Linked DNA regions of Homo sapiens: all the other regions are linked to region 2. The links are chromatin loops, found by intact Hi-C in ENCODE. Cell type or tissue: PC-9. All regions are shown on one strand.

The links. A loop is a pair of places that touch in the nucleus more often than their neighbours do. Peaks named below come from ENCODE experiments on the same cell type or tissue, not always from the same donor. Only the 100,000 strongest peaks of a DNase experiment are listed, where the experiment ranks them.
Region 1: a loop joins it to region 2, with 9 times the contacts of the local background. A loop is called at or near these places in 16 of 110 quality-filtered maps.
Region 3: a loop joins it to region 2, with 11 times the contacts of the local background. A loop is called at or near these places in 4 of 110 quality-filtered maps.

Annotation. Positions count from the first base shown.
Region 1 is chr6:36,913,253-36,915,752 of GRCh38, forward strand. It overlaps C6orf89 (chromosome 6 open reading frame 89), which reads left to right. Exons shown (of 9, transcript NM_001286635.2): 5 at 1,032-1,183; 6 at 1,302-1,441. Among named protein-coding and RNA genes, the nearest start is that of C6orf89, 29 kb to the left of the region's middle. In PC-9, CTCF peaks have their summits at 1,216 (motif pointing left) and 1,417; a DNase peak (open chromatin) is centred at 1,179; H3K27ac peaks cover 1,124 bases.
Region 2 is chr6:37,017,539-37,020,038 of GRCh38, forward strand. The region is part of intron 9 of FGD2 (FYVE, RhoGEF and PH domain containing 2); the gene reads left to right. Among named protein-coding and RNA genes, the nearest start is that of FGD2, 13 kb to the left of the region's middle. In PC-9, CTCF peaks have their summits at 969 and 1,169; DNase peaks (open chromatin) are centred at 803, 1,283 and 1,753; H3K27ac peaks cover 1,205 bases.
Region 3 is chr6:36,850,215-36,852,714 of GRCh38, forward strand. No RefSeq gene overlaps it. Among named protein-coding and RNA genes, the nearest start is that of CPNE5, 12 kb to the left of the region's middle. In PC-9, CTCF peaks have their summits at 1,096 (motif pointing left) and 1,297; a DNase peak (open chromatin) is centred at 1,107; H3K27ac peaks cover 358 bases.

The sequences.
Region 1 (2,500 bases), 100 kb before region 2:
GGGTCTGGGTTGGGGGTCTTCCATTTCTGACCAGCATGTGGGGCTGGAAACTATGGCTGGCGGCCCCACCCCCTCCTGAGCTGGGATAGAGGGCTGTCTTATGGACAGATGCAATTCACTTTATTCCAAAGATGGCTCCAGAAAAGTCCTGTCTACCCTCTCCATCCCTTTCCTCTTCTGTGTCCTTTTCTCACTCTTCCTTCCCGGAGTCCTGGCTCCCATGTGTACTTGTGAAGCAAGGGTCTATGCACACATCCAGCATGTGTGAGAAGTGCATTAGGGCACAGCGATAATAGGGGTCACCCTTCTATCCACACCAGCCCCCCTGTGCTGTAGACGTTTCAGCCATATGGGTCATAGGTTAGAAAATGTTGGGGGAACTACATCTTTAGCTCCACATTGCTGAATGTTTTTCCTAGCTGTTATGCTTTATTTGTTGATTTGATTTAGGAAATGCATGACAGGTTAAAAGATATTTTCCACAAAGTGTAAAAAGGTATACAGAGAAGAGTACCTCTCCTTCCTGCTCCTGTCCTCTACTCCCTCCTCAGAGGCTGCTTCATATATACCTTACCTTTTCAGCGGTCTCCAGTGCTTATCATTGTTTGTTTTTAAAAATTATTATGGGCTGGATGCGGTGGCTTGCGCCTGTAATCCCAGCATTTTGGGAGGCCAAGGTGGGCAGATCATGTGAGCCCAGGAATTCAAGACCAGCCTGGGCAACATGGCAAGACCCCGTTTCAACTAAAAATACAAAAATTAGCCATGTGTGGTGGCATGCGCCTGTAGTTCCAGCTCCTCGGAAGGCTGTAGCAGGAGAATCCCTTGAACCCAGGAGGCAGGGGTTACAGTGAGCTGGACGGCACCACTGCACTCCAGCCTGGGCGACAGAGTGAGACTCTGTCTCAAAATAAATAAATAAATAAAAGTCATTATGATGTCTTTCCTTTCTTGTTTCATTGTTGGAGCTACTGGATGTACCAGCTATGCTCTTTCAGTATCTGTTTTCTCCATATCCCTTCCTCTCTCAGACTTTGACCCCTGGTGGACAAACGACTGTGAGCAGAATGAGTCAGAGCCCATTCCTGCCAACTGCACTGGCTGTGCCCAGAAACACCTGAAGGTGATGCTCCTGGAAGACGCCCCAAGGAAATTTGAGAGGCTCCATCCACTGGTGATCAAGGTGAGCAGAAGCCTGAGTCTCCCGCTGATTGGCTGCTTGCTTAAAGGCTAGGTCAAGCTCTAGGAAATTTCTGACAAGTAACTCTGTGTTGTTTTGTTTTGTTTCCTGCCTTGCCAAGACGGGAAAGCCCCTGTTGGAGGAAGAGATTCAGCATTTTTTGTGCCAGTACCCTGAGGCGACAGAAGGCTTCTCTGAAGGGTTTTTCGCCAAGTGGTGGCGCTGCTTTCCTGAGCGGTGGTTCCCATTTCCTTATCCATGGTGAGTGTGAAAAGGGCCGGGCACAGTGGCTCATGCCTGTGATCCCAGCACTTTGGGAGGCCGAGGCAGGCAGATCACTTGAGCCTAGGAGTTGCAGACCAGCCTGGCCAACATGGCAAAACCCCATCTCTACTAAAAATACAAAAATTAGCCAGGTATGGTGGTGCATGCCTGTAATCCCAGCTACTCTGGAGGCTGAGGCATGAGAATCACTTGAACCTGGGAGGTGGAGGTTGCCATGAGCTGAGATCGCGCCATTGCCCTCCAGCTTGGGTGACAGAGTGAGACTGTGTCTCAAAAAAATGGGGGGGCTATGGGGGCACTTAGCGTGCGAGTAGGAAAGGGGCAGACCAGAAATACCTGCAAAACAGTAATAGCTATCACTGAGCCACTACCACAGGCCCAACACTTTACAAATCCAATGCTGGGATCCCACTGATAAACCAGTGATGAGAGATAAAAGGGATGGATGAAGAGGTGTGTCAGAAGGAGGGGTGCCACCATGGGGGGGACAGCAAGTTTGTCTAATAGAGTCATAATTTATTTCGAAGTATGCATTTAGCATTTTATGTAGAATGGGGCCTCATGCAGGGGGCTGAAGAGAGAGTGCAAATAATAGAAGGAGAATTGCATTTTTTGGCACTTGTTTCTGCCAGGCAGTGTGGCTTGGTGCTTAGTGTCTGTGTCTCACTGGGGACACTGATAATAACTCTGGAAAGTAGGAATGATTGTTGTCATTCTTCAGATCAGACAAGTGGGGATCAGTAGCTAGGCGTGGTGGCTCATGCCTATAATCCCAACACTTTGGGAGTCTGAGGCGGGTTGATCACTTGGGCCCGGGAGTTGGAGACCAGCCCAGGCAACATAGGGAGACCCCATCTCTACAAAAAATATCCAAGCTACTTGGGAGGCTGAGGTGGGAGGATGGCTTGAGCCTGGGAGGTTGAAGCTGCAGTAAGCCATGATCATACCACTGCACTCCAGCCTGGGCGACAAAGTGAGACCCTGTTTCAAAAAAAAAAAAGGTTGGGGGAGGGGGAAAGAAAGAAAGAAAAATGG
Region 2 (2,500 bases):
ACTATGGTGGAATTTCTGGCATCGTGGAGGACACAGCCAGAGAAGCTTCCTGACCACCCCTCTCTGCTGGCTCCTGAGTCCTGGTGTGTCCTGAGGGCTGGGACTGGAAGAAGCAGAGGTCTGGTCTGGCCCATCTTGTCACTCTCCTATTCAGCATCACCCCTACCCCCTTCAGCCCCAGAAGGGAGCTGCAGGCAGGAGTTGAACCAGAATGCTCTACCCTCTAGAGCCCCTGGGGCCTCCAGAGACCCCAGCAAAAGAGCCCCACCCCTGCTCCTGACTGGGGTTGCCTGGCATCTGGAGCAATCCAGGGCCTGGGGGTGGGGTGCAGCCTGGGAATGATGAAAGCTGATGAGGGAACATGGGTTCACAGCTCACCCCGACACCTGAGCTGACTGAAGTCTTTTAGGAGTGCAGCCCCGGCCCTGGCATCTAGCTTTCCATCCTGAAGGGGCCAGAATGTCACATAGACCAGGGCGTGTGCAGGCTTGTATGTCTGGAGTCCTTGGTGAGTGAGGCTGAGAAAGGCAGGTTTATAGAGAGCTACAGACAGAGAAATGGAGACGGGTGGCCCTGCCAAAGGACTGTCAGAGACCCAGGCATAGAAAAATAGAGATCGACAGATAGGAAGGCTAAGAAATATAGAAACCAAAACAGAGTCATAGAGAGAAAACAGAGAGAGCCGAGCCTGAGAGCATCAGATGCTTTGGGTGTGTGTTGAGAGCTCACCAGCCCTGTGTGTGCCGGGTCTCTGGAGTCTGCTAGTCTCGGCTAACATGTCTGATACTCCAGCAGCCGCACAGCACCCTCTCCTGGACGGCATGGGCTTGGCAAGTGCAGAGCTGTCCACTCACCCTACTTCTGTGCAGGAACCATTTTCTGAGTCTGTGATTTGGAGGCAAATCTTGCCTTTGACCATCATGATGGTTCCTATTGGCCTATGACTCCCTGGCCTCCTCCTTCCTAGGTGTCAGGGAGGCCTAGTTCACAGCAGCTGATTCTCTCCAAGGTCTGACTTGGTCTTAGTATTTTGCCATCCCCCACAGGGCCAGCCTGGGAAGAAGGAAGGGGTGTGGACACACATACCTAGGGGCTCCACGTACAGTTGTGCAGGTTGTACACTGCACAAGGATACCTCATCTAAGAGGATGTCTTCTGCAGCCAACTGCAGATTAGCAGACTATGATATATCATAGATGGTATATTTATAGTGAGAATTGTCCGGCAGATGGCAGTCAAATGTCTTGTTCCAACAATATCTAGGTATTATGCCAGTTTGCCAACAGATGTCAGTAAAGTGTTTTGAGGAAGGCTGTCCTTTTCTAATTACTACAAACGTACTGTATGGACTAGCAGGGGACTGAATTGACCTAGCCCTGGGGAAAGTGGTTGAGGCTCAGCTCAGCACAGTTCTGGAAACTCCTCTTGAAACCTGCTGGGGAGCTGGAAGCCTCTGTATGAACATCCCAGGGGCAGCCTGGACCCTCAGGTCAGGAGCCCCCAGTTCCCTTTTTTCTGTCAAAAGCATGATATTTCTTCCTGCTTCTGGACTGCAAACCTTGGATTTCTCCCTTCTTTTCCCTTTCCCCTCTCCCTGACCCAGTTAGAAACCTCTTCTGTCTCTCCAGTGCACCTGGGCAGGCCAGGACCATTTATGATGTTGCTTCCTAACTGGCCTTTGGGCTACAGGTTTGTCCCATTTGGCCCACATCCAGCCTGTCATCCCTTGCACACAAAGAGGTATTTGGCTCTTTCCCAAATACCTCTTTCCACATGACCGCCTCCTCATTGCCAAGGGCATCGAATCCAAATCACATCAGCCCCTTCTAAGGCAAAGACTGGGGAGTGAGGCTGCAGACTAGGCCTAACCTGAGGAAAGATGTGCTTGTACTCAGTGCTGTCTGGGTTATGGTGAGCTGCCCTGGAAGTGTGCAAAGGCCTGGCCACCACATGGGAGGCAGCAGAGGAGCTCAAGTGTTTGAGGAATTTAATGGCAACAAAGTTGCCCCACACAGAAGCTCTTGTGCTCTCAGCCTGTGTCTTAGGTTCTCTTTGCAAATCTCTCTCCACACCGTCTGAAGGAAGTGTGCTTACAGGACTCTGGGGGTAGGATGGAAATAGATGTTCTTCCATCTCACCCTTGGGGGCTGAAAACCTGGGGTGGAATCCTTCTTTTGCCCCTTAGGTGCTGTGTGACCTCAGGCAGCTCTCTTGCCCTCTCTGAGCATCCATTTCCTCATCTCCTAAATGAGGATGATAGTATCTGCTTCCCAAGATTGCTGTGAAGATTATTTTCTTCTTCTTTTCTTTTCTTTTCTTTTTTTTTTTTTTTGAGACAGAGTCTCCCTCTGTCACCCAGGCTGGAGTGCAATGGCACAATCTCAGCTCACTGCAACCTCCACCTCCTAGGTTCAAGAGATTATTGTGCCTCAGCCTCCCGAGTAGTTGGGATGACAGGCATGCGCCACCATGTCCAGCTAATTTTTGTACTTTTAGAAGA
Region 3 (2,500 bases), 170 kb before region 2:
GTATGCAGGGCAGCAGCTCTTAATGGAGCTGTGGCCAGATCCTCACGGAGAGGAAAGCGATTTCTATGAGATTAGCTGAGTGGTGAGGATAATACAGTTATGATCCAATAAACATCCTGATGAGGGTCATTTGTGTGCCCTTCCTCCTGCTGCGCCTCCACAGGCCTGGTTCAGGCTCTGATTGGAAGGAGCGTAGAGACAGCTGAGGCTAGGGCCAGCCAGTCAGTTTGGCCTGGGGACACGCTAGGATGGAGAAGTCAGTTGAACAACCCCAGCCAGTAAGGCAGGAGATTCAGGTTCTAACCTCTGCCCTGCCACCAGATTATTCCTTTCCTGCACCTCATCTTTCTCCTCTGTATGTCAAAGGTGGAGATCATAGGAAAAGAGCAGAACTTGGGATCCAAATTCCCCATATTCAAGCCCCAGCCCTGCCTTTTATTAGCCATGCAAGGTCCGGCCCTTTATTCCATCCATTCAGTCTGTACAAGGCTTTGTGCTACTTGCCTTTGGTCTTCAGTTTGCTCATCCAGGAATGGGCATAATAATACCAACTTCAGAGGCTGGTTTGGGGGATTAAGAGAAAAATACGTACGAGGAGCATCCACAGACCATGAAACACAGAAGGGACAATAACTTTTTGCTTTCCTCTAAGGTTCCTTTTCGTTGACTTTCTCTGATTCTTTTAAAATATTTGCTGGTGGTGGATGTATAAGAGGAGCTCCAAAATTACTTGTTGAATGAATGAATTCAACTGTAAAGCAGAATATTAAACAGCCAAGAGGGAACTAGCCCTTTAGAAGGTACGCTACAGAACCAGGACCTGGTCACAGGACTCAGCCAACCTTACCATGCACGGAGGGCTCCTCCATCTAGTCCCGTAGACAAAAAAGAAGGCCGGCCAGCCCGTGTCAACGGAGCACGTTTACAGGCTCATTCTGTGCCAGGTGGACATCTCAACTCTACCCTCTCACAATCTGAGCAGTTGCTGGCTTTCCACAACCAAGAAATAGCAGGCAAGTCTTAGTAACTCATGAAAGGTTTCTGCAGGCTTCTGCCTTTGAAAAAGCTGCAAGGCTAAACTGTATTCACAGCGGCCTCTAGTGGCAAATTTCCAAAATAGCATGCTAAATGGAAACTTGGCAGCTGGAGGAATCTTCTCAGAATGACCTAGATTCCCAAACTGGGGGCTAGTTCAAATCTTCCCTTAATGAATGAGCGCTCCAAGTTCCAGAAGTAAAGTGATTCATCAAAGGTCACAAAAAGGCCTCACATCCCTCAGTCCATAAACCTTGCCCACAACTGGCCATCTGTGGTTTCAGATGCAATTAAGGATCTTGAGTTATCCATTTGGAAAAACAATCGGGAACCCAATTCCCAAATCAGGCCAAGCCAACCTTAGAGTGAGACCCTAACATGTTTTCTTCCCACTTTGCTTCTCTCTCATCTGTAAGAGTGTTGCTGGAAGATCCCCTATCTTGGTATTTACCTAAAAAGTAGTAACTCACTCTTTAGGCAACAGGACTCTGAGACCACAAAGTGCTTCTTTGTAAGCGGTAAACTCCACCGCTTTAACGTGCTTTTCAATGCTTCCTCCTCCACATGTTGCAAGAATATGGTGCCAAAAGGGGCCCCAGTGATGGCTCTGACTGGCTTGAGGATCTGGGGGCAGCAATCGTGTTTGTGTGGGGAAAGCTATTTTGACATATTCTGGAGACACAATCCAAAAATACATCAGGCTGAGGACTTCCAGAGAGCTCAGTGGAAAGGCTTGGCTGCCATACCAGCTGAAGCCTGGGTTTGGAGAGTTGGGGTACAGCAATTTCTACAAGAGGATCTCAATCTTTTTCTGATGGAGAACATTTTATTTGATACATTCAGCAATAACCTCAAATTACTACACAAGGTGCTGGGAAGACTTACAGAGGGGAGTAAGACAAGGTCCTTGTTCTCAGAGGTTAGCCCAGTGGGAGGGAGAAGCTGTGAGGTGAGAGGCTGAGACAGGTCAGGCTGTGTATATGTCGAGATGAAGAGGTAGGACAGGTGTGTGGTGGCTTCAAGGGCCACTGGTAGTAACAACAACTAGCATTTTGGGGGTGTTTTCTAAATGCCAGTTCCTGTTCTAAATACCTGTTCTAGCTCATTTAATCTTCACAATAGCCCTTGAAGTTTGGCCCATTATTCTCATTTTATAGTGGAAGAAACTAAAGCACAGAGAAATTAAGAAACTTAAGTTCATGCTGCTGCTAAGTGGTGGAGCTGGGATCTGAACCCCGACAGTCAGGTTCCAGAGCTCTTTCCCCCAATGTCATCTTTGTTGATGCTCTTTTCCCTGCATTTTCTGTGATGTCTACTGATCACCCAATCTCACCCACCCTGGTGTCCACACAAGGTATCTCAGTGCCACATACCAGGGTCTGAAGTCCATGTTGTACTGCTGTGGGAACAGAACACTTTCATAAAGCTCAATCCCAGTAGCCAAAGCCAGCAGCTTATGTTAAAG